Regions from separate parts of the Mus musculus genome. Here region 1 is linked to region 2. The links are chromatin loops, found by intact Hi-C in ENCODE. Cell type or tissue: heart. All regions are shown on one strand. Links, peaks and the distances in the headings refer to the core of each region. The heading gives the core; the rest is flanking DNA. Region 1 overlaps Hexa (hexosaminidase A). Region 2 holds the start of Bbs4 (Bardet-Biedl syndrome 4 (human)).

Evidence for each region. A loop is a pair of places that touch in the nucleus more often than their neighbours do. Peaks named below come from ENCODE experiments on the same cell type or tissue, not always from the same donor. Only the 100,000 strongest peaks of a DNase experiment are listed, where the experiment ranks them.
Region 1: it touches region 2 in a loop (2.8-fold over the local background); 22 of 42 quality-filtered maps call a loop at or near these places.

Annotation. Positions count from the first base shown.
Region 1 is chr9:59,559,222-59,575,623 of GRCm38, forward strand. It overlaps Hexa (hexosaminidase A), which reads left to right. Exons shown (of 14, transcript NM_010421.5): 7 at 103-235; 8 at 1,676-1,856; 9 at 2,722-2,805; 10 at 3,075-3,147; 11 at 3,646-3,829; 12 at 4,003-4,093; 13 at 4,662-4,766; 14 at 5,600-5,888. The coding sequence ends at 5,663. Among named protein-coding and RNA genes, the nearest start is that of Celf6, 11 kb to the right of the region's middle. In heart, for the core only: CTCF peaks have their summits at 6,609 (motif pointing left) and 8,077 (motif pointing right); DNase peaks (open chromatin) are centred at 6,540 and 8,160.
Region 2 is chr9:59,346,362-59,362,763 of GRCm38, forward strand. It overlaps Bbs4 (Bardet-Biedl syndrome 4 (human)), which reads right to left and starts at 7,147. Exons shown (of 16, transcript NM_175325.3): 1 at 7,049-7,147. The coding sequence starts at 7,072. In heart, for the core only: a CTCF peak has its summit at 6,898; a DNase peak (open chromatin) is centred at 7,070; H3K4me3 peaks cover 1,576 bases; H3K27ac peaks cover 1,184 bases.

The sequences.
Region 1 (16,402 bases), core at 2,956-10,955, 210 kb after region 2:
ATGGGCTTCGGACGAGTGTTCTAAAATTCAGGGTGTTTGAATATCTTCTCTTCCCAGTAGCCACAGGAAATGAGATCCTGAAGCGTATCTTCTGCCTTTCAGGGGTCCTTCAACCCTGTCACTCACATCTACACAGCACAGGATGTGAAGGAGGTCATTGAATACGCAAGGCTTCGGGGTATCCGTGTGCTGGCAGAATTTGACACTCCTGGCCACACTTTGTCCTGGGGGCCAGGTAAGAATGGAGCTGCAGTTGGAGGCGTCTGCTAAAAGAGGGGCTCCAGGGCGTTGGTTCTTAGATGTCTTATATCTTGGCCTTGGCTCTTGAAAAAATGTTCTCCATCAACTCCTGCCTAGAGGGAGTTCCTTCCATAGGTAAAGCAAGAAAGTGGCTCAAGTGAGCCAGCTCCTGCTTCGGAAGTTACTCCTAAGGGTGTCTTGGCCCCAGAGTCTTCCTGCCTGGGCTGCTCCTAGGAAAAATTTAATTTATGCAGAGACTTTCACTAGTAAAATTATGGGCAGATGGGGCTGGAGAGATACGACTCAACAATTAAGAGAACTGGTTGCTCTTCCAGAAATCCTAGGTTCAATTCCTAGCACCAACCTGGCAGATAATAAATATCTGTAATAGTAGCCCTTTGGGATCTGATACCTTTTGGTGTGCAGATACACATACACAGATAAAACATCCATATACATAAAACAGATAAGCCTTAAAATTATGTATGTATGCATGTGTGTGTATGTATGTATGTGTTTGTGTATATAAGGGAAGAGGCCATGCATATTGATAGACATCTGTAAACCCAACACTTAGGAAACCACAAGAGGATCTAAAATTTAATGCCAGCCTGAGGCATAAGTGATTCAGGCTTCTGCCTTCTGCCTCCCACCCCCCTCCCCTGCTCCCCCCCTCCCAACAAAAGCAAAAGTGTTTCCCAGACATTGCTGTAGGTTTTTTATACCTTAAAGTAGATACTGAGGAGTTTGACCCCTAGGGTAGAATTTGTATGAAAGAAGATGGGGGATTGGGGGTGGCACACACCTTTATCCCAGCATCAGGCAAATCACTGAGTTCAAGGCCAGCCTGGTCTAGAGTGAGTTCCATGATACCCAGGGCTACACAGTGAAATCCTCTCTGAAAAAAACAAAACAAACAAAGCAAAATAAAAAACAAAGAAGAAGTTGAAGCTAGTCTTTGGAGATCACCATTGCATGATCATTTTTGCTGCTCAGTCACTTGCTTCTGTATCCAGGAACCCCGAGTGAACCCTAGATGACACCTTTGGGAAGACTGGAATAGGCTGCCTCCTGGCCCAGACACAGCCCTCGGGGAATGTGGAAATGGGCAGCAGGCGCTAGAGTGGAGGGGCTGTCAGTGGGTGCTGACACGCTGTCTCCTTAGCCCTGAGGGGCTGGGTGGTTTATGCTGGAAAATGTGTGTGGGGTAAGATCGTACACATCGGCATTCATTGCCAGTAGCCCAGCCTCAGTCTCTGATGGTAGATATATCTGTATTTACTTAATTGTGACTAAACAGGTTGTTACTGATGCTTGTGAGTACCCAGCACTGCACGTGTGGATGAACAGTCATCTACTCTATCTAGGGCCTACTGTGCAGGAGTATCCATGGGCAGGTGTATGTGTAACACTCGTGGGTTCTCTGTTAACTTAGGTGCCCCTGGGTTATTAACACCTTGCTACTCTGGGTCTCATCTCTCTGGCACATTTGGACCGGTGAACCCCAGTCTCAACAGCACCTATGACTTCATGAGCACACTCTTCCTGGAGATCAGCTCAGTCTTCCCGGACTTTTATCTCCACCTGGGAGGGGATGAAGTCGACTTCACCTGCTGGTAGGAGCCTTTGGACTTCACGCACCAGCCTGCGGGTGGGTTACTCAGCACTATGGGCCTGCTGCTGCTACTTACGGGCTCACCTCTAAGGGAGCCATGTCTCAGCCCAGAGAGGCCCTATATGAGGAGCAAGACTGTTGGTTTGAACTCCTCCTCCTCCTCCCTCACATCCTGGGATATTTATGGATATCCTCATTCTGAGCCTAGAACTGTCTTGGAAAAATGGAGGATAAAGAAAAACAGTCCCCACTTAAGAAGGCTTAAAATAGTCCAATCAAGAGTCTAGTGCAAGCTAGAGAGCACTTACTGATGTATATCAGAGGACTGAGGAATAAGATTTGGATTCCCACCCAGCACCCATATTGGGCAGCTCATGAATGCCTGTGACAAGACCTAGTTAATGTTAAGTCATAAAGCTCAAACTCTCAGATCTACAGCGGCCAAAAGGGGCCAAGGGGCTTCTGAGCAGTGGGCCCCAGAGTTAGGTGTGAGGAAAGTTTGTCTTTTGGGAACATGATGAGAAAGGCATGGACGCAAACACAGGCACTGTAGGTTAAGGAATCTGCAGCAGGTCAGAGATCATAGGCTTGCGAGACTAGTGTGATCCAGAGAGCAAATGGAAGGCGCGTTCTCCCTGAGAGCGCGGGTCTGAGACTCCTCAAGATCAGGCCTCTTTCTTTCTTAGCCTGTGTCTGTTCTCCAGTCTTACCTGGCTACAAGTTGGCTGGAGACCTTGGGCTGTCTCGGGTGGTTTGATATTTTAGGTGGAAGGGGCAGGTTGCAGGGGGCTGGATGCCTAACCTGAAGGTTGTCATGGCTACAGGATGCTGGAAGAGCTAATCACCACTCTTTTCTGGCTTCCCAGGAAGTCCAACCCCAACATCCAGGCCTTCATGAAGAAAAAGGGCTTTACTGACTTCAAGCAGCTGGAGTCCTTCTACATCCAGACGTGAGGAAGGAAGGAGGGCGGGCGGGCGTGTTAGGGATCACCTTCTATGGGGAATGGTGTCTGCTCTCAGTACCAAAGTCAGTCCCGAGGACCATTCCCTGCTCCCTAAGGGTCCCTTTGTCCTATCTGTTCAGGTTTAGAGTGGTCAGGTGGTAGATCTACCCAGAGATGCTCATGTCCAGTCAGGGCTAGGCCCTGCCAGGCTCAGCGCCTGGAGGGCTGGCACACACAGCCGAGTGACACCTTGCTGATGCTCCTCTCCTCTCCAGGCTGCTGGACATCGTCTCTGATTATGACAAGGGCTATGTGGTGTGGCAGGAGGTATTTGATAATAAAGTGAAGGTGAGCAGGGGCAGAGAAGAGAAAGCACCCATCTCAATCTCCCGGGCCTCCCTGACCGCTCTAGGGACCAATCATGTTGCCAAATAGGCTCTACGGTCCGAGAGCTGGGCGGCATCTCTTTAGCTCTCTAGAAGAGCTACAAAAGTGTGGCCGCTGGAGTTTAGGTCAGAACCTCGTATCTAATTGTGGATTCCTGAGGCTTTGTGTGCTGTGCTTTCCTTCTGAATCATAGACTTAGATCCTCTGTTTCTTTGGACCCCACTGCCATTCCCCTCAGCTCTCAACCAGTAATTACTTCTTCTATATAGACAGGGAAGCTACGGTGGGTCTGGGAGGGGAGCAGCAGGGGGCTCTGTTAAGTAGTGAGCACCTCAGCTCAGAAGCATCCTTTGCTGCTGGGAAGCTGGGAGCTCTCCGTGGCCTGGGTACCATGCGTAAGAATGAACCTCGAGTCTTCTGAACTCTGTACCATGACTGCCCTTTGACCTTTCGTGACAGGTTCGGCCAGATACAATCATACAGGTGTGGCGGGAAGAAATGCCAGTAGAGTACATGTTGGAGATGCAAGATATCACCAGGGCTGGCTTCCGGGCCCTGCTGTCTGCTCCCTGGTACCTGAACCGTGTAAAGTATGGCCCTGACTGGAAGGACATGTACAAAGTGGAGCCCCTGGCGTTTCATGGTGAGAGCAGGGTGCTTTGTTGGCTGGGCTGAGATCCAGGCTAGGCGTTAAGAGGGGCAAGGAACACATTGCAATTTAGGAAATGAGATGGCCTTTCTGAGGAGAAGGCCGCACTGGAAGGATAGTTGGAGGAGAGCCTCACCACCATGGTCTGTTGTTTTATTTTCCTTCAGGTACGCCTGAACAGAAGGCTCTGGTCATTGGAGGGGAGGCCTGTATGTGGGGAGAGTATGTGGACAGCACCAACCTGGTCCCCAGACTCTGGTAAGGATTTTGGGGTGAGGCCAGGAAGGTAGGGTAGGGGGTGCAGAGGCTAGGCTTGCGGTAAGGCTTGTGCCTCACAGTCTCTGTCCCTTCCAGCTCCCCAGTGCTACACCCGTGAGGGAGGCTCTGAGACGATGCTTCTCTTTGCCTGGGATGCTCACGTCCCATGTGGCTTCTGTGTGTGCGTCCAATAAAGCATTATGTGTGCAGGAGAATGGCCATTGTCTCCACTTCACAAGTTCCGTAAAGAACCCAGGGGTACTTGCTTGGGATGAGAGTAAAGGCATTTTCTCGGCAACCTCCCCAAATACAGTGGGGTATACCACGTTAACTTTCAGCTGACATGCCCTAAGGATTACCCTTATTCTTATGTCTCTGGGAGAGGAGGAGCTTGGAATCACTGTCTGTATGCTGATGCGGATGGTTTTAATGAGGGTGCAACTGAGCCCTGGAACTGCCTTAGAGCGCCCATCTGGTTGTCAACTTTGAACAAGGCATCATTTACGGCTGAGCTAGTTTGGGAAGGAAGACACACAGGGCGCAATCTTCTGTCTCCTCCCTCCTGTAGGCCCAGAGCGGGTGCCGTCGCTGAGAGACTGTGGAGCAGTAACCTGACAACTAATATAGACTTTGCCTTTAAACGTTTGTCGCATTTCCGTTGTGAGCTGGTGAGGTAAGCGGGCTCTGGGCAGATCTAAGAAGAAAGGAGTAAGAGCCAAAACTTTAGAAGTTTTTGTGCTAGGTACTGTCTAAGAATACTCCATCCTGTAGAATTTGTATCACAGCCCATAGGTGGGAACATTTTGTCTCCATTTTAGGAGTATACAGCCCCTGAGTACTTTATTAAAAATCGGCAGGAAGCAGGATTTGAACCTGTAAGCTTTGACTGACTCATGAATACCTGTACTCCCTTGACTGTGGCTTGTGTAAGCAGTCATTTGATAGAAACATAGCCTAGTGCAGAGCAGACATGGCTGAGAGCCCTCTGTCGTGAGCTCTAAGACACTGGGTAATTGAAGTGGCATTTTGTTTATCTCCAAGCATGTTGGGTTGGTTTGTGTTGTTGTTGTTGTTGTTGTTGTTGTTGTTGTTGTTGTTGTTGTGATAATGGAGGTGTGCTTAGCGGTTCCCTAAAGGTCAGTTCTTAGGGCTTCTGAGCCTTAGCTCGAGGACAGGGTTTAATCCCCAGCTCAGTCCTTTCCACTGCTGTGCTTATTGAATATTAGAAGCAGGAGTGGACATCTGAGTGGGCCAAGAGCATCAGACATCCCTCAGGCTCTGTCCTCTTTTCCAAAGTAACTGAATTCTGGTGGGGGAGTAGAGACCTGCACGATAGAAAGAGTGCCCTCATTGAGAATCTTGGAGGGAGGTCTCCAAGTAACTTGGGTACAGTAATATTTTGAGATTCACTGAAATGGGAAGGAGGCTCTTGGTTATTGTGGAGATGGTGTTGCCATGGTCCAAGGCCAAATAATTCATCTTCCATTTCTTTATGTTCTCTTCCAGGAGAGGAATCCAGGCCCAGCCCATCAGTGTAGGCTACTGTGAGCAGGAGTTTGAGCAGACTTGAGCCACCAGTGCTGAACACCCAGGAGGTTGCTGTCCTTTGAGTCAGCTGCGCTGAGCACCCAGGAGGGTGCTGGCCTTAAGAGAGCAGGTCCCGGGGCAGGGCTAATCTTTCACTGCCTCCCGGCCAGGGGAGAGCACCCCTTGCCCGTGTGCCCCTGTGACTACAGAGAAGGAGGCTGGTGCTGGCACTGGTGTTCAATAAAGATCTATGTGGCATTTTCTCTAATGAGTTTGGGTTGCTTGTGTAAAAAGAAAAAACGAATGAATGGCCCTCAGGTCACCACCGGTTACACTCAGGACCCTCTCCTGGATTGTACAGGTTAAAGGCAGTGAGTGCTTCACCAGTTCTCCCACATGTCTGTCCTCAGAAAGGACACTTCATTTTGTGTCCCTTCCAAGGCTTCTGTCTGTGGAAGAAGATGCTGTGGGAGCTTAGGGGAGCTCCAGACTCAGCCTGGTCCCAGTGGTCACTTCCCTTGAGCCTCTGCTCCACTCTCCTCCTGGGTTCTTAAATTTCCTTGACCCCGCTATTTGTGTACTGTTGAGCAGATACTGTGGTTCAGGCACCGGGATAAAGTCTTTTGATTTTATCACATGAGGCAAGAATTTCATGTGAGCCAGGCTAGCCTTGAACTTGATGTATATATTGGCCTTGAAATTTCTGAGCCTTCTGCCTCCCAAATTCTGAGATTACCACACACCAGCAGTCACAGCAAGGTGTTGAATTTGAAGGACCTGTTTCTGAGGGGTCTGGACAAATCCAAAGTAGTGCAGCCGGTTTCCCACTCCTCCCTCCCGGTTGTCAGCCCATAGCATCTTGTGAATGACACAGCTGATTTGGAAAGTGAAGCCCTGGGGACTGAGCCCCGGATGAGGGTGTGACCTGGTATCCTCTAAGATGAACTGTCTTAGAGAACTGTCAAGCTGTGGATGCAGCCTGCCCCCTGCTGGTTGCAGGTCCCTTAGCCTGGTCTGCAGAGGCAAGGAAGAGGTTCCAGGTATCAGCTTACAGCATTCTGGGTACTGAAGCTTTTGAAAGGCAGGGCCAGATATCTTGGTCCTTAACTGCTACTCTTCAGTCCCTCAGGCAGGTTCTTTGGGGACCGGATTGGCCATTATGATTTGCCTCTGTCGTGCCATTTCTACAGGAATAGAGTGACTACCTTCTGCTAGAGCAAAATTCTTAAGGAATTTAAGTCCCACCTAGCCAAGCCCGAGTTCTAGCCTGGAACCATAATCTAAGCCTTTACCTCTACATCAAAAGAATTCTTTCATCTGTTATTCAGAAGCCTGAGGGTGCTTGCTAGTGAGGACTCTGCAGAAATGGACCAATACTGGCAGGAATGAAAGTTATATAGATACTTGACACCCTCTCTGAGTATCCCCCCTTTCCATACTTTAGACTTTATGTGTCTGAGTGTTTTGCTCACATGTATATCTGAATCCTGTGTTCTGGAACTGGAGTGATGGACAATTATGAATCAACTATAGCAACTATGCGAGTCTTCTTTGAGGACAGGAGTTTTCTTAACCTGGAGCCACCTCTACGCCCCACCCCACTACACACACACACACACACACACATCTTTTTTTTTTTTTTTTTTTTTTTTTTTTTTTTTTTTGCTTTTCTAAGTCAAAAGTCTCAGCATGTAGCCTTGGCTGGCTTGGACCTCATAGAAATCTGTCTCTGTCTCCTGAATGCTGTGATTAAATGTGTGCCTCACCCATCCCACCCACCCCTAGCCAGGTATCGGTTTCTTGAGACAATTCACCCCAAACTGGGAGCCCTCCATGTGCCATGCTGGAAGGACAGCTGAGGCCTCTTTGTTGCACACTGAATAAATCTGTGATTTACTGCTGTTTGACTGAGCCCTGTTAGTCTGCCAGCCCCCAGACTCTTCACCTGACAACTATAACAGAAACATTGTCGATAGACTTTAAATGCCCCTGACCTCTCCCAGGACATCTTGGGCGTTCCCAATGTTCAGGAAAAGAGCAAGCACTGATCTGAGTCAGTGAGGGAAGAAGCCACAAAAATAGGTCTTAGAACTAAGTTTCTGTGACTATACTCAACGAAACATTTTCTTTCTTTTTTTTTTTTTTCCAGAGCTGAGGACCCGAACCCAGGGCCTTGAGCTTGTTAGGCAAGTGCTCTACCACTGAGCCAAATCCCCAGCCCCGAAACATTTTCTGTAATGTTATTACCATTTTTTTTTTTTAAAAATGGTAGTAACCTGGTCAAGACAAGACAGCAAGTGCTTTTCTCCAGCCACCCACCGATGTTTGTGTTCTGTGACCATGAGGTCATTAACCTGAAGACTGTCAGATCTCAAACTGCCCATAGGCCAGGAACAAGGTTCACAGCCAGGCACCCAATGTGTACAGTGCACAGAATCAGGCTTGCTAGGGTTCTCGATGCACCACCAGGGGGCAGAGAAGTACCCATTTTGCCCCTGGCGCTCCTCTGAATAGGAGGAAGTGCAGGACCCATAGGAATTAAAAGGAAGCAGAGCGTGTGTGGCCCCCCTTTCCTTGACATGAGCGGATGCTGAGTGGCCAGCAGTACACCTTCCAAGACTATGATTAACTGGTGTCCCCGATGACTTCAAGTGCACATCAATGGATGGTTGTAGGGATAACACATCAGGGCTTAGGGGTCCAGGTGCCACTACGGCACTAAGAATGCTGTGGTGGTGTCGGGGAACTTCGGGACCATTGAAGTGAGGAAGGTCAATAACTGGGAAGGTAAGGATAATGTGTTCTATGTTCATATGAGACATGTGAGTCCCCATCTAATATCCCTAACACCGATGAGGTCTGTCCACGTAATTCTTATCAGTACCTTGTGAGGTTAACCTGACCCATAATCTAGATTCAGGGTCTGATGACCTGGCATGATGAGTGTGTGTTTGTTTGTTCTACTCTGAAAATAAGAATTAGGAGCTTTGTTAAGTAAAATTGTTTTCCTTTACTAATAAACTCTAAAAGGTTGAAAATTAGCATCCTTTTCTATACTGCTATTAACACAGGATTATAATATCTCAACAATTATTTGCTTCCATTCATGGTAACCAGTTGAACCCAAGAGTTTATGCCTATTAAGTGCTCTGCCACCAAGCTACATCCGCAGCCCAGGATAGATAGCTTTAAGAAGAAGAAACACAGGACTGTTGAGATGGCTCACCAGGTAAAGGTGCTGAGCCCAAGTTGTTCCTTGACTTCTTATAAGTTCTGTGGATCATGAGCATGCATGCATGCACATACATGTGTACAACACACAATGCCATAAACTTTAAAAAAATAGGTATGTCTTTCAATCCTATTCCCTTCTCCAAAGTTACCTTCCATAATTTAATTTAAATCACATTTTTCTACAGTGTCTGATACTTAATTGTGATTTATTTCCTTTTTTTTTAATTTAAGCTGGGTGGTGCACACCTTTAATCCCCATGCTTGGGAGGCAGAGACAGGCAGATCTCTGAATTCCAAGTCAGCCTGGTCTACAGAGGAAGTTCCAGGACAGCCTGGGCTACACAAAGAAAACATGTCTCAAAAAAGAAATTTTTTTTTAATTTGAGACAAGATGTGATATAACCTAGGCTACCCTTAATTCACTATTTGAAATCCTGACTTCATCCCTGAATATTTCGAGTGCTGGGATTACAGGCATGCATCACCACATCCATCTATTAATAAATTGCCTATGGATCACTTTATTGCAGTTTACAGGAGGGGTGCTTAGAAACTACAGAAGGGTATAAAAGAGGAGGCAGAGCTGTTGACAGGCAGACACTGAAGGAAGGTAGAGTGTGTTCCACTTGGCTAAATGTGAGAATGAGAGCGGGTAGTCAGTTACCTGAATACTCTATCCTAATAAAGGATTGTTGGATGGAGAAATTTGGAGGGCACTGCTGATGTTTATCTAGTCTCTGTAAGTCAGAATTCTTGGACAGTCAGCTGGGCAACAAAGTGCTTTGTCGCTCCTCTGTGTTGGCCATGTCAAATGTGTAGAGTACTCGGCAATGATATTGGGTTTAGGATGTAACTTAGTGGTAGGGCACTTGCCTGGTGTGTAGGTAGGAGAGGCCCACCCACCACTCCATCCCATGTCATCCCGTTTTTGGTGTTGGCGTCACCATTATCTTCACTGGGCTCCTTACTTTTCCTCTTAGGGTTAACAGCCTGACAAAAGTATCCTATGGAAGGAAGGGGTGTTGTGGCGCATAGTTTGAGGTTACAGTTTATTGTGGTGAGGAAGTCACATTTGTAGAAACTTGAGGCAGCTGGCCACATTGCATTTGCAATGAGGATGCTAAGAGGGAGAATGCTAGTAGTGCTTAGCTTGCTTTCAAGTTTATGGGGCCCAGGGCTTCAGCCCTCCAAATGATGGCACCTACGTTTATGGTGGATCTTCCCACTGCAATTGACCTAACCAAGGTGTCCTTCACAGATGTTCCCAGAAGCTAATGCAGGCTAGATAATCACCGACACATACACCCAGGGCTGGGTTTAGATCCTGCCAAGTCGACAACCATCACAGGGACAGATAGAAAGGTTTTGTGGCTCAGTATGATTATACAGATAGTTGGAGTCTGAATTTGCTTAGAGAATGAAGCTCCAAGCTCAACCCTACCTTTTGCTATGCCACCACTGGCCACTACATTAGATGTCTTCTTTTTTGGACACACACACGACACACTCATGATGCCGGTTAGTCTGTTAGATCTTGGTTTGAGCCAAGTTTTCTGTTCATCCATGACAGGGTCTCATGGATCCCAGAATGCTCTCAAACTCACTATGCAGCAGAGGAGCCCTTTGAACTTCTGGTCCTCTGTATCTTGTATGCTGGGATCCCAGTTGTGAACCACCATGCTCAGTTTGTGCAACTCTAGGGAGTTGAATGTATGGCATTTTACCAAGTTAACCCCTAGCTTCCCTCAACCACCACACACATCCCATCTTTCTCTAATGGAGTTAAAGGCTCTCAGCTCAGGTTTTCTTGTTGGCACTAACTTGTTTTCACTTTTCCCTTCCCATCATGCCCAGGACACTGTAGTTTGGTTTTAGCCCCATCCAGAGCCTTTCTAAGCAAGACTGGGATGAGCTGCATGTTAAAGCCAGGACACATTGAAGTAGTAAGCTATGTATCCTGTGACCTGGTTCTGAACTTTGAATCTTTTTACTTCTCCCTCTTGAAAATCTCCCTTGCCAGATTTCTGTGAAATTCTTCCTGCCGCCCTCCAGCAAGCACTCTTTAGCTATGTCCACCCAACAATGCTGGAACTGGGAGCTGGGGGCTGGGGGCTGGGGGCTGGGGGCTGGGAGCTGGGAGCTGGGAGCCTTCCTCCCTCTGCCCCTCCCTCCTCACTTTCCTCCCTCTTTCCTTCTTTTTATTAATCCTCAAAATGGGAGGAGCCGCCAAATCATCATTGTCAAATTAAAGCAATTAACTGATTGATTAATTAATTAGTTAATTAATTAAAACAAGCTGCCTCCCCTTAAGGCAGGGTTTGAGAGGTCAGCATTGGATATGAGGAAGACAAGGCTTTTCTAGCTTAGGGGTAGGGGTTCCAAATGGGAGAAAATAGGTGGGGTTATAGGAGCAGGACAAACAGGTTAGTCCTAATGACCTCTTGAAACCAAGGCATGGTTGCAAGGTGGTGGAACAAAGTAGTCATAGTCCTGACAAGGTAGTCAGTAGGTGGCCATATAACCTTTTGAAACAGACACATCATTGCCATTTCTGGAATATGAAGTACAGAACTATTTGTGGTTAGGTTACAGGTGGGGCATAGCCCAATCCTTGAAAAAGAGAAGTTTAAGCATAAACAAGAATGAAGTTAGTTTGATTTTTACTATAAGATGGCTTTTGAGCCTACGATGGAGGCAAGCTGGTTCTTCATCTCCCTTCCTCAGAGCTCACTATGTAGCCCAGGTGATGCTTGAATTCAGAGCAATGCTCCTGAGTTAGCCTATGGGTGCTGGACTTCCAGGCATGAAATCCTCGGTTTCCCCCTCTCCTCCTCCTCTCTGTAGTGTCGAGAATTAAATCCGGAGTTCTGCTTAGGCTGAGCAGGTACTCCTCTGCGGCGTTACAGACTCTTTTTTTTTTTTTTTTTTGTACACAGCCTTTGTTTTTCTTCAACGTAATATTATTCATATGTAAACAAGTCCTTAGTGCCTTACTTTTTCTTATAAATGTTTGTATGTGTTTCTATATAATGTCATATGTAGGTTTATCCACAAAGACATACATACATGTCCACATGTCCATGTCCTCTGAATTCCCTATCCCTTGACTGTCCCTCACACATCTTCACAGCTCTCCACTTCAGTATTACACAATTCCACCAGTGCTTACAGGTGAAATCTAGGAGGCCGGGCAGTGGTGGCGTAAACCTTTAATCCCAGCACTTGGGAGGCAGAGGCAGGCAGATCACTGAGTCCGAGGCAGACTCCAGCTGCAAAGTGAATTCCAGGACAGCCAGGATCACACAGGGAAACCCAGTGTTGAGAAATGGAAAAAAAGAAAAAGAAAAAGAAAGAAATCAATCTAGGAATCCTGTTTAACTTTTTTCTATTCCAATCTTTGTCCATATGTGCTCATTCTACATCAACAGTTCTTAGGTCCATTTATCTCTGTTTACACTGCTCCATCTTTGTTCAGGCTTGGCACACTTAGAATCGCATCCTAGTCGATGCACTTGACTTGATTTTTCCAGAAAAATAATTTTTAAAAATTGTAATTATGTATATGTGTTGTTTATGTATTTGAATATAGGTGACCATAGATGCCAGAAGAGAGAGCATTAGATGCTCTAAAAAGGAGTTACAGGAAGTCGTGTGCTTCCTAACGTGAGGTAAGATCTGACGCGGATCTTCTGGAACTGCCCTCACCACTGAGACATCTCTCCACTCTGAGTTTCTTTTAGGTTTTTAAACGCATTTGACTGCTAGATCTCTCAGCATGGAAGTCCAGCTTCCTGCTTCTAAAGGAGCCATGTCTTGAAGTGCCATCTCCTATCGCTCTACCTGTATTATCTACAAAGAAAGAGACTTGGCTCAAGCAAAAGAGGTGATACTTCCTGACCATGTACAAACATTTCCATAAATGCAAATGTCTGAGTTATGTAAGTCTAGATAAACATCAGTGCACCTCATGTGACAGAAGTAGGCCTTACACGTTCCAAAGAATAAACCTCATGAAGATAAAGGGAGCCACAAGTGCAGAAACACCCCTGTAACTTCAATATTTGGGAGGTGACAGAGGCAGGAGGCCCTGAAGTTCAGACATCCTTGCCTATATAATGAGTTTGAAGTCAGCCTGGACTACATCAGACCCTGTCTCAAAACAAACAAGAACTCCCCAGAGCAGAACTTTATGGGAAAACTTATTAAATGTTTGGAAAGATATAAGAAGACCCATATATAGGTATATGGCATGATCATGGATTAGAAGTTTCAATATTCCAAGAGATTAATATGGTCTATAGTGTCAATGTGATTCCAAATGAAATCCATTTTTTTGAGATAAGGTCTTACTATGTGTCCCTAGCTGTTCTGGAACTACCTATGTAGACCAGACTGGCCTCTAACGCACAGAGATCCACTTACCTCTGTCTCTCAAGTGTTGGGATTAGAGGTGTGCACCACCAAACCCAGTGAAGCCCGTTTTTTGTTTGTTTGTTTACATATTGCATTAGTGGAATTCAAAACAAGAGCCTTGTACCTGCTAAACAAGCAGTCTACCATGGAGGTACACTTTTTTTTTTTTTAAGATTTATTTATTATATGTAAGTACACTGTAGTTGTCTTCAGATACACCAGAAGAGGGCATCAGATCTCATTATGAGTGGTTGTGAGCCACCATGTGGTTGCTGGGATTTGAACTTCGGACCTTCGAAAGAGCAGTCGGGTGCCCTTACCCACTGAGCCATCTCACCAGCCCCGGAGGTACACTTTTAAGACCTCAGTTTTTATTTATTTTTTAATTTCTATTTATTTATTTTGTTTTTTTAAGACAGGGTTTTTCTGTATAATCCTGTCTGTCCTGGAACTCTCTCTGTAGACCAGGCTGGCCTCTGCCTCCTGAGGGTTGAGATTAAGGCACACATGGTCTGTGGCACCATGCTAGGCTAATATCCCAATTTTTAAATTGTTGAATTTGGAAAGGATTTTAAAGTAACTGAAAGAATAAAAATCCAAGAGTAACAAACTTTTTTTTTTCTTTTGTTTTTCTGTTTTTTCGAGACAGGGTTTCTCTGTGTAGCCCTGGCTGTCCTGGAACTCACTTTGTAGACCAGGCTGGCCTCGAACTCAGAAATCTGCCTGCCTCTGCCTCCCAAGTGCTGGGATTAAAGGTGTGCGCCACCACTGCCTGGTCCATTATCTATTCTTAAAGGGCAATACACACATTAATTTTGTGGAATATTACCACGACAATACCAGATGTCAAGAGTCATTATGAAACCAGGTATGGTACATGCCTACAATCCCAGCACTTAGAAGGTGGAGGCAGAAGAATTAAGAGGTCAAGGCCAGCCTTTGAAGTATCACCTCTTTCTTTCCACCCAGCCATTGGCCACTGGCATCTTTATCAATAGATCAATAGGGCTGGTGAGATGGCTCAGTGGGTAAGAGCACCCGACTGCTCTTCCGAAGGTCCAGAGTTCAAATCCCAGCAACCACATGGTGGCTCACAACCATCTGTAACGAGATCTGACACCCTCTTCTGAAGACAGCTACAGTGTACTTACATGTAATAAATAAATAAATCTTTAAAAAAATATAGATCAATAAACATCAGTAACCACAGATTCCCAATGAAATCAAAGCACCAGAACTGCTCCTCTACAAATCCTAGCGCTGGGGAGGCAGATGCAGACAGGTTTCTGCAGGATTGAATCCAGCCTGGTCTACAAAGTAAGTTCTAGGCCACCAGTGCTGCACAGTGAAACCCTGACTCTAAATAAATAAAACCTTTAACTGGTGATAGGGCTATTGGATCATGAATAAACAAACTCATCGAACAAGATATGAGACCCAGTAAAGAGCTTATTCATACGTAGACACCAAAATAGAGGTTAAGCTGAAAATTAGCATGAGGACTCCTAACTCTTTTGAATCCCTATAGCACGGTGGTGGCAGAAACCAACTTAGAATATTGGTACTTCTCCTATGAAAATAACACAGACCAAATCGACGAATTTAAAATTAAGAAGGTTGCAATTATGTCTTCATTGATGTAAGAGAAGAACTGAAAAATCCCATACCATGGAGCACGCCTTTAATCATAGCACTTGGGAAGAGACAGGAGGATCTCTGAGTCAGAGGCCAGCGTGGTCTACAGAATGAGTTCTGGGCCAGGCCAGGGCTACACAGAGAAACCCTGCCCCCCCCCCAAAACCAAAACCAAACCAAACCAAACCAAACCAACCCCCCTCCCGGAAGCCTATTATTTGTCATGATGCTAGAGTGGGTAATTGGGAACAAGTTTGCCCCTGGAGATGATGGGAAGGACTTAAAAACACTAGAGGGAGGAAACATTGCACGTCATGAATGAGATGAGGTCTGAGAAGGACTAAGATTCAGCACTGAAAGCCTAGCATTTGAGGTAATGTTCCACCATGGGCACAATTGCCAATTCTGAAGAATTGTATTCTGGAAAACACTTTGGATAATGTCATAGGGATGGGAATTCAAAGCTGTGGTCTAAAGATTCCACACACCCCCCCCCCATCTCTGGAGCTGGGGAGATACCTCAGTGGCTAGAAGGGCTTGCTGTACAAATATGAGGACCTGAGTTTCAGCCCTCAGCATCTTCATTTGTTTGGTTTTTTCTTTCATTTGTTTGTTTTAAAAGGCTAACTATGGCTGTACGCACAGCTATAATCTTAGTACTGTGGCGGATTCAGAGACAAGGGAATCACTGGGTTTGCTTGCTCCCAGTGGATGTCCAGAATCAATGAGAGATTTGTCTCTAAGGATAGAACAGGTCACATGATAACTTCTTTTGGCCTCTCCATGAACATACAGGGGTGTACACACATGATTGCACAACACACATGAATGTACCCTAAAAAAACTTTCACTCAGAGGTCTCAACTGAAGAGGAAGTTGGAAACAGATCAATTGCTCCAGAGGCTACAGCTCAGCTTTGAGTCATCCTAATCACTAAAATTAGTTTGATTATCTCAAACTGATCGAGATTCCGGATGCCTTAGAACAAGTTTGTTCTGGAAGAAGAAAATACTACCCTCTTCAACCTACAATTATTTCTAAAAATATTTTTCAACACAATGCCTATCACATAATCAGAAGTACCCAGGCAAATAAAGAGAATATTAATGAGGGAATAATGTCAAAGAATTTCCCCAAAATTATTATCAACAGACAACAAATCAAAAATCCAGGAGTCTCGATGAGGGCCCAATGGCTTAAGCACTAGATTATAACCCTCATCTAAGCATATAATATTTAAACCATAGAAAGCCAAAGACATAGAGAATTGGGGTCAGAAGACAACCAGCAGAAATATCCCACCCACCTACAAAGGAACAGGGACAAGAATAGCATGGCATATTTAAGAAAGAAAAGATTTACCCACCACTCTTGAATGAAGAAATGAAAAAGGAAACAAATAGATGGTGATTTCTCTTGTTTGTGAATAGGAAGTGTCAATATTGTTACAATAACATTTTTAAACAATTAGTGTGTATACACGTGTGTGTGTGTGTGTGT
Region 2 (16,402 bases), core at 3,491-11,490:
CAGTTCAGGCAGTAAAGAACCTGTGGGACAGGCTTGAAGACCCAAGTTCCAGGCACCGAGTAAAAACTGGGCACAGCATGTGTGTAATCTCGAGACAAGCACTGCTCATCATCACCAGCCTAGACAATCATTAGTTCCAGGTGCAGTCAGAGACACTGGCTAAAGAAATAAGGTGCAGAGCAATTGAGGAAGATGCTGGATATGAAGATATTGTACTAACTTAGCACTGCAACTTATTAGAAAATCTTTAAGTGGATTTTTCTTTTATCAGTTCCCTAATTTTATACATCATATACCACAATAAGGGCCAGTTGTGGTGGCACGTGCCATTAATCTTAGTACCCAGGAAGGCAGAGCCAGGAGGATATCAGAGTTGTTAACCTGATATATTTAGGACAGCCTTGCTATACAAGTGAGACTCTGTCTCAAAACAAAAACAAGAACAGCAAGACTATTTATATGCCTTAATATAAGGAGGGAAATATTGGTTGCAACATTTTCAGAAGCAATAAAAGAAAGTGTCTGAAAGATTTATTATTTTATGCATATAACTGTTTTGCCTGCATGTATATACACCAAGTATGTGCCTCATGCCCACAGATATCAGAAAAGGCATCAGATCTCCTGGAACTGGAGTCATGGATGTTTGTAAGCCATCACTGGGGTGCTGAGAATGGAACCTGGATCCTCTGCAAGAGCAACAAATGATTGTAACCACTGAGCCATCTCTCCAGCTACAAAACAAAAACTTTAATTTTAAAGGGTATACCCCAGACTGGCCTAAAACTCAGGCTCCTCCAACCTCTGCCTTCAACATATACAACAGTGTGCACCTGAATAACTGGCAAAAGAAACTTCACACTCAGCTGTACCTTAAAGCAAGCATGGTAATGCATGCCTATAAGCCATCACTTAGTAGGCTGAGAGAGGGTGATATCCAGTTTGAGGCTAACCAGGATAGAAACATAGGCAAACCCTGTTTCACAAAACAAAACAACAGGAGCGGAAGATGGCTGGGCTGTTACGAGTACTGAGTAATCTTACAGAGCCCAGGTTCAATTCCTGGCATCCGTGTGGTGGCTCACAACAGTCTGCAGTTACAGTTCCAGGGGATCCTGTGCCCTCTTCTGGCCTCTGTCGGCATCAGGCATGCAAATCATGCACTTAAACATATTCAGATAAAACATCCATACATGTGATCTTTTGTAAAAAATTAAGTGTGCAAGAGGAATAAGAAACTGCAAACTAAGTAATTCCCACTGGGATCCAGCCCTAGCACAAGAAATTCAAAAGTGCTGGGGTGACATGCGTGGTACAGTACATGCCTAGCATGCATGAGACCAAGTCTAATTTCCAATAATAGTAATAGTAGGCACATGTAGAAAACTCAGAATGTCAATCTTTACACTCAAGTTTTTTTTGTTTTGTTTTTTGGTTTTTCGAGACAGGGTTTCTCTATGTCACCCTGGCTGTCCTGAAACTCACTCTGTAGACCAGGCTGGCCTCGAACTGAGAGATCCACCTGCTTCTGCCTCAGAAGTGCTGGGATTAAAGGTGTGTGCCATCACTGCCTGGTAACTCTTAAGTTTCTGAAGAAATTACATTAAGAAACAAAACAATTGGAATGAAGGAGTGACTTTGTAAAGTATGTAAGTATTGTCAGCATCAGAATACAAAAAGAAAAAGTGTAGCTCATGGGATTGCCAAGACAGAAGCACGAAACTAAAATTAGTGTAGTAAACAGGCAGATGGCAATGGGTAGCAAAGTCTCTGATGACCCTATAGCATGCAGGGAAATAAGTATTTATGTGAGGCTTCGTTCTAAAATGTCTTTGATAGTGATGAAAAAAAATGCTATGTGGCTACTTCCTTCCTCCTGGAAGAAGGAAGGAAGGAGGATAGTAAGATTCATGAAGCTCAAAAGTTTCAAGATGCAGACACACAAGGTCATAAAAGTAGTAAATAGTTGCTGTGGAGACAGTCTGGTGAGACTCACTGAAAGCTGTACAGGAATGCAGGCTTGAAGAGCAATCACCAATGCTCCAGTGGGGTTTTCGGTGATGTAGCTGCCTTTAGTTCACCTATGGCCCCATAAGTAGCCACACATAAACTCAGTATTCACCAAACCAGTCAGGGGAAATAATCTTTGGTTTGCTATTAGTACTCTACCTAGGGTGTACAAATGTTTATATAGTCCCCAAAAAAGTCACACAATATAGCTGGTACCCAAACAGAACCAACAGAATCAACGATGAGTGGGGAGGACTGGTGGCATAGTCCCTATGATGATAAATGAGAAGACATGTTAACTGAGGCTGACCCGAGGGTGGAGGACTAATCCTGACATGGCTCTCTTTCCCTAGACAGAATGGCATAGTGTGCCTCCTTACTGGACTGGTAGTTGCATGCACTCTGCAATGGGTGATAAGACATCTGATCAAGGCTTGCCATCTAAGGGAGAAATCCCAGAATTCAGTACAGAAAATGGGGTGGCAGGCTTCCTTGATAAAGGGTGACTACCATGTGTGTATGAAGAGAACTCCAACCCTGATGTGCTAGAGAATACAGTGGAGTCTCTGAAAGTAGTGCATATGGGAGAGGCTGAGTCAGTGCTTGCATAGACTTTTCTGTGGCAATAAGACATACAACTGAGGCTCAGCTTTCTGCCCCAAAGAACCTGCCCAGCCTCTAATCTAGCAAGAAAAGGGCAGAATGAGGGAGATGTTACTTGCTGTGTCTTACAGCTGACAGGGTGCAATGGAAAGAATACAAGTCAGATCTGAAGAGCTCTTGCTAGGACCCAAGAACTTGGAACCCATGGAAAGAACTGGTGTATGGAAGAACACAGAGTAAGAAGATGCCCCTCAGGTCTGACCTTCAAGACAGAGGAAGGGAAAAGTCCATGATTCAGTGTGAAATCAGAGACCTCAATACAGGAAACTGTGATAGTCAGAGACTGTTCTGAGTCTGATCTCTTGGACTAGGGGAAGACTTTTAAACGGGGAATGAAAAGTCTCTCATAGCCTAACTTCTAAGACTATAGACATGGACGTGGATGTGGCTGATCCACGTGGCATGCAGTCACAAAAACTGAGTAACCACCTGCGGAGTGGCCCCTACAGACTCATATGTTTGAATGCTTGGCCTACTGGAGGCATGGCCTTATTAGAGCTGGTACGTCCCTGCTGGAGAAAGTGTGTCCCTGTAGAGGCAGGCTTTGAAGTCTCCTATGTCCAAGCTACATTCAATGCAACACAGTTTCCTGCAGCCTATTGGTCAAGATGTAGAATTCTCAGTTCACTTCTAATGTCATGCCAGCCTGTATGCTGACATGCTTCAGCCAGCCCAATTAAATGTTTTTCTTTGTAAGAGTTGCCTTGGTCATGGTGTCTGTTCACAGCTAAGACACTACCCATCCTTCCTTGAGCCAGAAGGTAAAGGTCCTTGCCACTAAGTCTAATGACTTGAGTTCAATCCTCAGGATCCATAGGGCAGAAGGTCGTCCTCGGACCTCCGCTAGTGTGCTACTTCACACATGTGCAAGCATGCACACATGTACACACACACACACAAATAAAATATAAAACACTTTTTAAAGAAAGAAGGACCCATTGGTTTTATGGGCTGAGATGGCTCAGCAGTAAAAGTGTTTGCCTTACAAGCCTGACAGTCTGAGTTCAATCACTGGAACTCACAATGGAGATAGAGAACTGGCTTCTAAAAGATGTCTTCTAACCTCTACATGCATGCTGTGGCATATGTGCACCTACACACACACACACACACACAAACTGTACTCGTGGTGGCGCACGCCTTTAATCCCGGCACTCGGGAGGCAGAGGCAGGCAGATTTCTGAGTTCGAGGCCAGCCTGATCTACAGAGTGAGTTCCAGGACAGCCAGGGCTATACAAAGAAACCCTGTCTCAAAAAAACAAAAAAAATTAAAAAAAAAAAAAGCCATAAACTCAGCATATACACATTGTCACCTGTCAAAAGTAAAACAAAGGCCTAATCCAAAGTCCATAATTCTAGAAAAGTCTCTAAATGTGCTAACCTTTTTTTCCGGCTTCTGTAGTTCTGCTTCTGGCTAACTGTTTTTGTTAACTGAAGTATGTCAACTCAAAATATGGTTTTTGTGCTTAAAACCTCATCCTGAGAAGGACTCAGGGCTACACTGGGATCCTGAGCACCCAGTATAGTCACCTGCCAACCAACTAATAGACTTTCTATTGCCTTAAATCCGAGACTGATCAGTCTTCTCTGGTGGATATCCCACAATAATGGTGCCAGTATCGTAAACCTAGAACATTAAGCAGATTATTATTTATCTTTTAGCTTATGCACTGAGATTTCTTCTCTGTACTGAGTATTCTGCTGGTATCACTCTGCAAATAAAATGGCAAACAAAAGAGACCCCTACAAGAGACAACACTGCATTATAAGACTGTCAACCAGAAGCAACTAATTTGTCTGTTTTCCATGGTGTTTTTCAAAAGACAATATAAAAAAAAAAACCACTAAAATCATTCATTAGTTCAGGACAGGGTTTGAAACCCAACAGTAAAAAGTAAAAAAAAGTAAAAAGTAAAGGACAAGGCTTCATGTTTTTATTAGGGATGTCTCCGAAGTTAAATACAATTACAAACATAGTCCTCAAAAATCAACTACTGTCAAAAAGCTAAAAATAGAATAATCAGTCCTTGCCCAATGGCATATACCTATGATCCCAGCACCTTGGTACTGAGGCAAGAGAACTGTAGTCTGATCCTAGCCTAGGCTATATAAGACGACCCTATCTCAAATCAACAAAACATCCTATGATCCAGCTATCCTCCTACTGAGTACATACCAAAATAAAATACACTCATTCTACCAAAGAGATACTGTGTTCTTCATCTACTGCAGCATTCTTCACAGTATCAAAGTACATAGTCAATGGAGTTGCCCAAGGATGGATAAATAACAAATGGGTAAATAAACTGTGGTATGTGTTAAGGCCTAGGTAAAATATTAAGGTCTAGATGGACTGTTAAAGCCTAGGTAATATGTTAAGGCCTAGGTAACAGATACTTGACTACCCTGCCATTATAAGGAAACTCTCTCCTATCTCTCTGCTGTTGCTAGGAAACTTTCTGATGCCAAGATTGATTACATATTCTGTTATGTTCTGTGCCCTTGAAAACCAGTCACAATAAAAAGTCAATAGGACTGTTTTATATAGTTACCCACAATAAGCTTGGATCTGAACCAACCACCCAACAGTATTTCCTGTACCTGTGTTCAAGTTTTTATGGTATAAGCTGCCCCCGAGATGGACCCCAACATAAGAAAGATACCCGCCCCAATATAAGAAACTATTTGGAATAAAACTTCCATTCTGAGTAGTGGTCGAGTAAAGTTTATGTTCCCAAAACCTCCCTGGGAACTGACATCCTACTTGGCAGAAAGAGACATGTACACAGGTAACTGACATCCTGGTTGGCAAGTTAAGACATGAATATTAGACAAGTCCCATCCTGGTAGAGAAGTTAGGACATGAATATTAGACAAGGCAGGTTTCCTGCCACAGTTGAATACCCCAACCAATGGGAGCAGGGTAAATGCACAACAAAACATGTTCCTAAGGAAATCCTATCCCTAAATCCTGATTGGTGAAATAATTTGGCACAGATGTTTGTGGATTTGGGGCTTAAAAACCCTGTAAGATCTTAACTTGGGGTCATGGTTCAGTTCCCGAATCTGGACCATGGCCCTAGTTGACCAGTCCTGGGGCATCTGCTCAATAAACTATCCCTGTCTGACTGCGATCAGTGTTTGTGTGGTTTGTGAAGAGATTCCTAGACTCCAGGAGTATGCATGTATTATTTAGACATGAAAAAGAATAAGGTGTAATCTGTAGTACTGTGGAAAAATTATGCTAAGTAAAATATGCCTGGCAGAGAAAGCCAAAGCATGTTCTCACTCCTATGTGGAAACTAAAAAAGCTGATCTCAACGGGGTAGCACACACCTTTAATCCCAGGCAGCCTAGTCTACTCTCTAGTTCTAGGTCAGTTGGGGATACACAAATAAACCCTATCTTTACAAAAAGGAACAAACAAAGTTGATTTCATGGAAATAGAGAGTAGAACAAGAGGTCACCAAAAGTTAGGAAAGGGAAAAGATGGAGAGAAACATTCAATAATATTCAATAACAGGAGCCAAATACCAACAGACAGAAGCAAATGCTTATGTGGGGGCTACTGTTTGCAACAGTTTATATGCTGAGATGGAAATGGTAATGACCCTGACTTGACCATCACACACAGTACACTTTGTACCGACGTATCATCACACTGTACCTCATAAACATACAACTATAAGTCAATCCAAAAAAAAGGAGCTAGGAGTGATGACGCACTCCTGTAAATCCCAGAAGTCAGGGGATTAAAGGTGGCTAATCCGTAGCCAACATGAACTACAGGTGCAAATACCATGTACATACAAGACTGTCACAAACAAGCAAGGTCATGAGTGATGCAAAAAGCCAGTTACTTCTGGGTCAGCCTGAATTCACAGAGGCTGTTGTAGAATTAACTAACGATTTAAACCAGCTGAGTTCTGAAACAGGGCTTTTCCGAAATCTAATCGCAGCTGGGAAAACAAGCCAGTCGCAGTGAGAGGGCAGGGGCGCTGAATGGTTCCAGGCTTCATCCAATTAAATTACCAATCTATGGGATATCAAAAACTGCCTAATGAAGGTGCAGTAACCCCCACCTCACGCCCACCCTCAAATCCTAAGAGTAGGAAAAACACCATTTCCAAAAAACCTCTCTTCTCTGCCCAATCCCAAAACAGACGAAGCGCTGCACACAGGTCAGCATTCGCCAAACGCCCAGCCAGGCGGGGAGCTGGACCGCGCCGCCTCCCGGAGGGACTACTTGGCGTACGCCCCGGCCCCGCCACCCCAGCCCCGCTGGCCGCCCCGGCCTGGCCCCGCCTGGCCCGGCCCCGCCACGACGCTCCGCCCTGAGGCCGCCGCTAAGCCTCCGAGAATCTCCCCGCTTACCATCCCAAGCTTCACTTCAGCCATCTTGGCTCCGCCCACCGCTTCGCGACCGGAAGCCGACCGTTTCCCGGGCGACCAGCTGAGCAGGAAGTCAAAGCCAGGGAAGGAAGGAGGAACCTGAGCCCCTAAGGAGTTGTGAGTGGAAGGTCAGGCTGTGAGGTCAGTGAGTTCCAGGGTCTCAGCCACAGATGGATGGCTTAGCTCGGAAGGAATAGGTGAGGGGACTCGCAGCCAGAGCTTAGATAGCTCTGCACCGGGCTGGACGAATTTAGAGTGGAGCGTGTCAGTTAGATAGTAGACAACGAAGTTTATAACTTATGTTTCCAAGAGATTTGGTCTAAGCCTTACATTGGCAACAAAGTTTTTCAATGACATTTTGTGAGGAAAATATGCTTTCATCGCCAGTGGAAACAAATTGGTCAAGCTTCCAATAAGAGCAGCTTAGCCACAACTACCAAAATTAAAAATGCTTATAACCTTAACCCAACTGTTTCAATTATAGGAATTTATTCTATACATATAGACATAAGACATGGCTTTACATACAGAGGTATCCGATGTATCATTGTTTGGAATAACCAACACCCAAAAAAACAACCTAAATACCCAACAGTAGAAATCAAATAAATGATAAGTTCATATTGTGTGGCATCTGAAAAGAGACAACTATTTACATGGTAAGAGAATTGCCAAGGTATTCTATTATCAGATAAGGACAATGTGCAAGAAATGCATACAGTGTCTATGTTAATAAGAAGAAAGCAAAACTAAGAATATTATGTACATAATTCTTTATTAGAAAATATTTCAACTTGGGCGTGATGGTGCATGCCTTTAATCCCAGCACTCGGGAGGCAGAGGCAGGTGGATTTCTGAGTTCGAGGCCAGCCTGGTCTACAAAGTGAGTTCCAGGACAGTCAAGGCTATACAGAGAAACCCTGTCTCAAAAAAGAAAAAAAAGAAAGAAAATATTTCTAGGATATTTAAATACTAAAAGTGGTTCTCTCTAGGGAAGAGAACTGTATAGCAGGCAAGCAAAGAGCAGAGGTAGGCTGTTTAGAACTGTAATTTTACTCTACATGGACATACTTGTTTGTTTGTTTGTTTGTTTGTTTGTTTTCGAGACTGGGTTTCTCTGTGTAGCCCTGGCTGTCCTGGAACTCACACTGTAGACCAGGCTGGCCTCGAACTCAGAAATCCGCCTGCCAATGCCTGCTCTTTGGAAGGCAGAGGCAAATGGATCTTTGTGAGTCTGAGACCAGCCTGATCTACACAAAGTTCCAGGAAGGACAGTCAGGACTATGTAACAAGACCTTTTCTCAAAACGTTTAAAATAAAATAAAATGGATGCCAAAAAATGATAATCTAAGAGAGACTACTTTCCTTAGAAAAAAGAGATGGCACAAGAAATGGAAAACCAGGTAGGTGGAGGCACACACCAGCATTTGAGAGGCTGCAGACAGATCAGACTTTCATAAACAGTATTAGTAACATAGTGAGTTCCAGGTTAGCCTGCCTGGCTTCATAAAATCCTGTCGACAGACAGACAGACAGACATAGATAGATGAAATCCTGTTTCTGGATAGATGGGTGGATGGATGGGTGGACAGACAGAAGTAGAAGAGTAGAAAGAAGAGTCCAAGCACACTGGCTCATACGTGCAATCCAAGCACTCAGGAGGCTGAAAGCAATAGGGCTTCCAGGAATGTGGGCTACCGTGGGCTACATATGGGTTACAGATTAGGCTTGGCCACATGCTAAGACCTTATCTCCAAAACAAACAAGCTGATCACAGTGACACTAGTCTGTAATCCAAGCATTCAGGAGGCAGAGGCAGGAGGATAACCCTCAAAATAGGCCAGCCCGGTCTTGAAGATTTAAAAGAAAAAAAGCAGGTAGAGGTTACCTATGAAAAAGGTAAGGAATTTATGGTATGCTACCATTTGTGGAGTGATGGGTCAGGTAAGAACACCTGTGGCTCTTGTAGAGGACTGGGGTTCAGTTCCCAGCATCCATGTCAGGCACGCAGCTCTCTAGTGCTTGTAACATGGTACCCTTCTGGCTTCTGTGGTGAACATATAAACAGTCCTTCATCTACATGAAGACAATAAATCCTTTAAAAACAAAGAGACAGTGGAAAGATGGCTTAGTGGTTAAGCACCCATGCTCTTGCAGAGGAGCCTGGGCTGTCTCCCAGCGCCACACTAAGGCTGACACTGCCCACAATGGCAGTTTTAGGGATCGTCTTCTGACTACCACAAGCACCAGGCACATGTGTGCAAGAACATAAATGCAAGCAAAACACTCAGAACACAAAATACATAAATATAAAACAATTGTAAAAGAAGTGGGACATATTGGCGTAAGTGGTTACTACATAAGTATAATGGCATGCAAGACACAAAACCAACGAACAAGAAATGAAAAGCCCATCAGGTAATTTTAATAGACACAAGAAAGCCAGACAGCTTCAAAGCAGCTAAATGAAAAGAATGCACCTTCAGATCAACAGAACTACATGTGTGTAGTTTACTTAGAGTAAACTGATATCATCATCCACTGTTCAGCAACTTATTGTCTTTTAAAGGATGAGTGGGTGAATGTAATTATGTTGTGTACCTTCTGTCAAATCTATTTGTCTAGTATGCTGTGTGGACTATTGAGTTTAAATTCCCATTTGGTCAATTACAAATGAAAATTCTGCATATTTCAGGTAGTGGGCATTGACATAGGTTTGAGAGGTTCTTGAGAAAGTGTCAATCTTCCTGGACTTCAGAATGGCCTGAAGACATGATAGAAGTCCTGTGTTACCTTATGCTTCATTTTAGTACTCACCCATCAAACATGGTTGGTGCACATGTCCTAGACATTACTCTCATTACTGAGAGAGGCCAAAAGTTTTGTCCCCCATTCCTCTTTTCTCCAACTTTCCCATCAGAAGGGATGGTCCAGCAGTAGTTTGATCATGCTTATCAATGAGCTACTATATCCACTCAGTTCAGCTGTGTAGACTAAATCCATAGATCTTTGTCCTTATGAAGCAAAGATCTCTGGGAAATTACAGATTGTACCTTGAGCTGTTATGGTGTGTGTGTGTGTGTGTGTGTGTGTGTGTGTGTGTGTGTGTGTGTGTTTTCCAGATAACATCCAGATGACAGTCCCAAGTGAAGGGACTGTCCAGAGAGAAGAGTTGTCCATGCCAGCGAAGGTAAGTTGGCCTTCACATTTTCCAAGGTATTTCCCAGGGACTTTACAATCCCTCTATTTTTAGTAAATGTCATATTGTAATAATAAAAACAATCATGTATACACATGTATTAAGTTATTTACTTAGGAAGTGAATGAAATGCAATTGTACCAAGTTATCCCCTGACCTGGTCACTGTGGGGAATGTTGTAGGAGACCTTTTTTTTTTCCCCAAAGGTGCTCCTTTTTATAGTTAAATTTCTGTAATTTTTACTCAAAAGATAACAGATGAAGCTGGAGCAATGGTATCGTGATTAAGAGTACGTGCTGCTCTTCAAAGGAATCAGGTTTGATTTCTTTGGTGGTTTCCCATTTTACTGACACAGCTTATATCAGACTACACTATCTCTCTGATAAGGGTTCTGGACCCTACACTGTCACATGGCAGAGAACCTTTATAACCATCTGTTCACAACCATCTGTAACTCTAGTACTAGAGGACTTTTCACTGTTTACTGGCCTCTGTGGATTCCTGCACACATGTGCTGCTGTAGTGGTTTGAATATCCTTGGCCTGTGGTATATGGCACTATTAGGAAGTGTGGTCTTGTTGGAATAAATGGGGCCTTGTTGGAGGAAGTGTGTCGCTGTGTAGACATGGTTTGAGATCTACTACTTCTCAAGTTCTGCCCAGTGTGGAAGAGACCCTCCTCTTGGCTGCCTGTGGAAGACAGCCTTTTTGGCTGCCTTCAGATCAAGTTGTCGAACCCTCCATTCTAATAGCACCATGTCTGCCTGGATGCTGCCCTACATCCCACCACTATGAAAATGGACTCAACCTCTGGAAGTGTAAGCCAGCCCCAATTAATGGTGTTGTTTATGAGTTGCCTTGGTCGTGGTGTCTCTTTACAGCAATAAAACCCTAACTAAGACACATGCACATACATATACTCAAGCACAGATACACACCAAATAAATATTTTCAAAGGTAGTTGACTTATCATTTATGAAAAATGTGTATTTCCTGTAAGTGTTGTCTTTGCGCTCTCCTGCAGTATTCTATGATTTGGATGGAATGAGCAGGTTTTTGAGGCTTTGCTGTGCTAGAAACTTCCTGTGTCAATCATAGGAACATTGAGGTCACCCAACTTTTAAAACATGAAATTTAGTGTAGGTAATTTGAGCATGGAGGCACCCCTTTTTTAACATAACATTTTTTTTTTTGATTCTCTGTGACTTTCACTTCATGCTCTTTGATGACACTCACTTCCCAGTCCCTCCATGTCTTCCTTCCTGCCACAAAAATTAAATATAAATATAACATTAATGGAAAACAAGTCTAAACTTTGTTATTTATAAACTTACTGGAGCATGGTCAAACAATGATGGCAAGCCCCTTATCTAGAACTGAGTCATCCCCCTACCCATACCAGAAGCTATGAATTGTGAACAGCTACACTTCAGCACTCTCATCACCCTTCATAAAAGAGTTCAATTCTGTCGCTTCCAGTCTAGTTTTTGGTAAGGGTTGAGGTTGGAATGAGGGCAGGGGTTGTCAGAGAAGCTTCCATATCCCTCCTCAACTGTGCATGTGTGGTCATCCATATCACTTCAAAGGAACCTCTTTCTTCACAGCTAGGGGGCACACAGACCATGGGCTATGGATGCACTTCTTAAAGGGGACTCATAAGAACAGGTTGTTACTAAGTTTCTTTGCCCTGTGACAGTGTAGCATCCAGAACCCTTAACAGGGTGATAGGGTGATCTGATTTGGGCTGAATCAGGGAAAGTGTGAAAAATAGTTTTGTCACAGAGTATCCAAGTTCAGACAGATGTTTTTACATTAATCATATGACTAATACAGAATCTTTGTCTTGACTAGTCTTTCCCATCCTAATTATAATTATATAAATACTAAAAGAGGAAGCAAACAATTTATAATTGGAACTCCCTGTGTTCTGGACCTAAGAGTTTCTTTTCTCTAAATTGTAGGTGCAGCCAACCAAGAAACGATATCGTATGTATTGTGAAGCTGTTTCCTTAAGACCTATTTAAGATAAGAGTTGTATAAGCACTGCCCATCTTTTGTCAGTGTTCAGTTTCTATCACCAGCTGGCAGGGACTGTCAAGACTTTCATTTAAAGAAACCCCCATCCTCCCCAAACCAACCTACAAAGTGACATCCTAAGTTACAAATTGTGAGCATGTGTACTCTGCATGCATTTAGTTGTGATAAACATAGTTTGAGATCTTATGCACCAGAATGTATCTATATCTATATGTCTCCTAGATAGAAATCCCAATTTTAAAAAACCAATTACTTTTATCTTTTCTTTTCTTTTCCTTTCTTCTCTTTTCTTTTCTTTCTCTCTTTCTGTCCCTTTCTTCCTTCCTTTCTTTCTTCCTTTCTTTCTTTCTTCCTTCCTTCCTTTCTTCTTTCTTTCTTTTGTTCTTTCTTTCTTTCTTTTTTTCTTACTTTTTCTTTCTTTTTAAAGATGTATTTGTTTGTCTTATGTATGTGAGTACACTGTAGCTGTTTCCCGACACACCAGAAAAAGGCAGCAGATCCTATTACAGAGAGATGTGACCCACCATGTGATTGCTAGGAATTGAACTGAGGACCTACAAAAGAGCACTCAGTGCTCTTAACTGCTGAGCCATCTCTCCAGTCCCTAAACCCGATTTCTAACATCAGTTTTCTCAATAAAGAAAGTACACTCTTTCCCTATGTTAGTTCAGACCTCATCATAGCCTTGCATGCTGGCTCTATTTGTTTGTTTATTGCTCCATAGAAGTGACCAAGACACAGAGGTAAGTGAGTTGTCTACCTTCATAGGCCAAGATCACCATTGTGTGCACAACATGAACTCCAGTATCAGTATATGAGATCAAACTTCCACTGACTGCCTTATCATGATTCCATCAGTCAATATAGATGAATTTCAGCCATTAGATGCACCTGGTACAAGTCAAATCTGCAGAGATAGAAAACCATAACAAAATCCCACTTAAGCATCCATTTGCCTGGGTGCAGACTTTGCACAAGTGTGAGAGACAGAGAATATGCTGGAAAACAGCTTTTGTGGTAAAGTGCATACTTGGGATGTAGGAGGCCCTCAGTGTGATCTTCAGTGCCACCCAAATCTGAGTGGCAGTACTCACGCCCATTGTCTCAGTACCCCAGAGGTAGAAGCAGGGGTTTTGGACTCCATGGTTATTTCCAGTTCTACAGTTTCTGGTCATCCTGGGCTGTCCAATGAGACCATGCCTAACAACAACTACAACAACAACATAGGAAACAAAAATGACAAACAGGGAATGAATGAGGTGACCTGCCTAGTGAGAGCATTCGCTGTAACAATGGAAGATCCAGCAAAGAAGGCCAACTGCATGTGTGTCCAATCTTAATTTCATTTGCTGCAACAGACCAAAGTAAGAACTGGTGACAGACTTTAGGTTATCATCATGAGCTCAAAGCATCACACAGTTTAAAGCCCAACTCCAATCAATGCAGTTGGAAATCTAGTCATAAGAATTCTTTTAACTGGCCACATTTAAAGACCAGCTAGACTCTGCTTTAAACATATTTTCTTTTACTGTTAGTCAGTCTCCATGTTGACTAGCAAGTAAGAGCAGAGGAAGCTCATCCATCCAGTGCATGTACCCAGCACTGAAGACATGGCTGCATGTCATACCAGGGTGTGTCTGCATGTCCAGGCATCAGCTAAGGAGGCTTTGAGTTCAGGGGAAGCAAGGGAAGTTCTACCCCTGGGTAGATAGTGGATGGAAACTCAGCTTGTATAGTAGAAACTGGACTTCCCTGAGGAAGAAGTGACCAGGGCATGTGCACACTCAGTGTGAGTGCAGCCACTGCCCTTGCTCTTGGTAGGTCTGACCTGGCTATAGAGATTGTTGCTAAGGTAACGGTCACTGAGAGGCAGAATGCACACACTCAGTGAACTGAGCAACAGTTGTCGAGGCATCTTGTCTTGTCAGTTTATGTTGAGGGTTTATTTAGAGTGAATAGGTTGAAAGAGAGTGTTGTTTCCCTGCCAACCACCAAGTAATAACTGGGTTAGCATGATTTTGGTCTGAGTCATTGTGGTAGATATGATCACAAAGCACTGATAGGCAGCTTGAGTGTGGTGGTGGTGGGAGGTGCACTTACACCCACAAGGCCCCTGGATGCTTCTTTTGTAAACTCATATTCTGTGTCAGGGATTCGAAAGTAGAACATCCCTCCACATCTTCCTTTTTACTTCTGTCAGGCAATTTGTTCCCAGTGACATAAAAGCAAGTGCTCCAGTAGCTTCCAGTGAAATGTATTAATGTAATATAATTTTCTCCTGCTGTGGACCACTGGAGGTAATACTATATGTTCTCCATGATCTGTGAACCACCATGCTGAGTTAAGAATGAAAAGCAAGCAATCACTGTCCCTTTGGCTCAAGGCCACCCAACCAACCCTTCTGCATGCACCCTGTCTAAACTAGCTGCTGGGTTTTGTCTGTTTGTTTCTCGTATTTAACAAATGTCATGAGATTTCTGTGGTGCCTGTGTTTTAATTAAACCTTTAATTAATACCTTGTTAGGTATTTTCAGATTCATAAGGCTTATGAAGAGTCCTTCATTTCCAGTGTCCTAGTGCAAAGGGTAGAGGAAGAAGGAATTGTCTAAACCTCATTGCATCCATGTGGTTGTTCAAGTGCTCTAGATACTGGTCATCTGGGTTATACTGTGTTGCCACACTGATTCATGCGGCTTTTCTCTTGGTCCTCACCTTACCTATATTGACCATGTGATGTCTACACCAAGTGTACACTGATCTCTGTGATGATCCAGAAGGAAGCAATGAGATAAAATATTTAAAATCAGATCAATGCTTAGCTGCCCTCTGTTATTTTTATGCCATTAAGGTTGAACTTCATTGTTGGGTCTTCATTTCTTTTTCAGGTAAGAAAAAAAGAATATTGAGGGATGTCCAGCCCTCAGGAGGCAGTGGAAAATTTATGAAGGGGTCTTATGGAGATATAGGAAACTCTAGCAGTAGCAGTGAAGGTACGGTGAAACTCAGTAGCCAGTGAGTTATTTGATGCCATTGTAAATGGTGTCGGATCCAATGTGTAAAATGATCATACCCATGGGTATTTTCTTTTCTTTTTTTTGTTTTTTTTTGTTTTTTTTTTTTTTGTTTTTGTTTTTTTCGAGACAGGGTTTCTCTGTGTAGCCCTGGCTGTCCTGGAGCTCACTTTGTAGACCAGGCTGGCCTCGAACTCAAAAATCTGCCTGCCTCTGCCTCCCGAGTGCTGGGATTAAAGGCGTGCGCCACTACGCCCGGCTGGGTATTTTCTTTTTAAGATGCTTAGAAACACTCACGGAGGGAAAGCTGACAGCATGAAGGTAGTTTTAGGAGACGGCTACATATCTGACCTGACAGTGGTCTCTCATTCCTGTTTTTATTTTATTTTATTTTACTTTATTTTATTTTATTTGTAACTGTTTTCATTTCTGGGATTGAAAAGTAGAACATTCATCCCCATCGGTTCTTTTCCCCTCTGCATGACATAAACGTAGCAACTAACAGGATATCTGCAGGTTCATTTAAGAGATGTAGTGTTCATGACTGTAAAGTACCTTGGGTAGGTAAAGAATGCTAAGAAACAACCTCTTGCGACACAAAATCCCTCAGTGGATCAAGCTCCTGCTCTCTATGGGTCCCCCTGTACTTCCCAGACACTGTAGAGCACTTTTGTGGGGCGAGCGACTTGAAAGCAAAGATTGATATGATTGGCTCTTGTCGGTTCATCAAGCTTAGTGTGAGTTGTTTGGGAACTGTGGCTTCATAGTGCCAAGAATGGAGAAGTGAGGAGCTGCACAAATTTCACAGAGTTCTGACTCATGTATCGAGTTGGATGCTGGCCGTCCTGCACACTCAGTTCACAGGGCTCCTCTGTTGATACTGTGTCATCTACATGAATAGAGACCTTTCCTACAGTGACCATGTCTTACCCGCCATTAGTGTACACAGATGTCTGTGATGGTTCAGGAATAATGCCTGAATCAGAAGGATGTGCTTGGAAATAAGGAATGAGATGTATGTTAACATACAGCATGATCATTAGTTTACTTGTTTGTCTGCTCTGCAGCTGACCTCCTTTTGTTGTGCTTG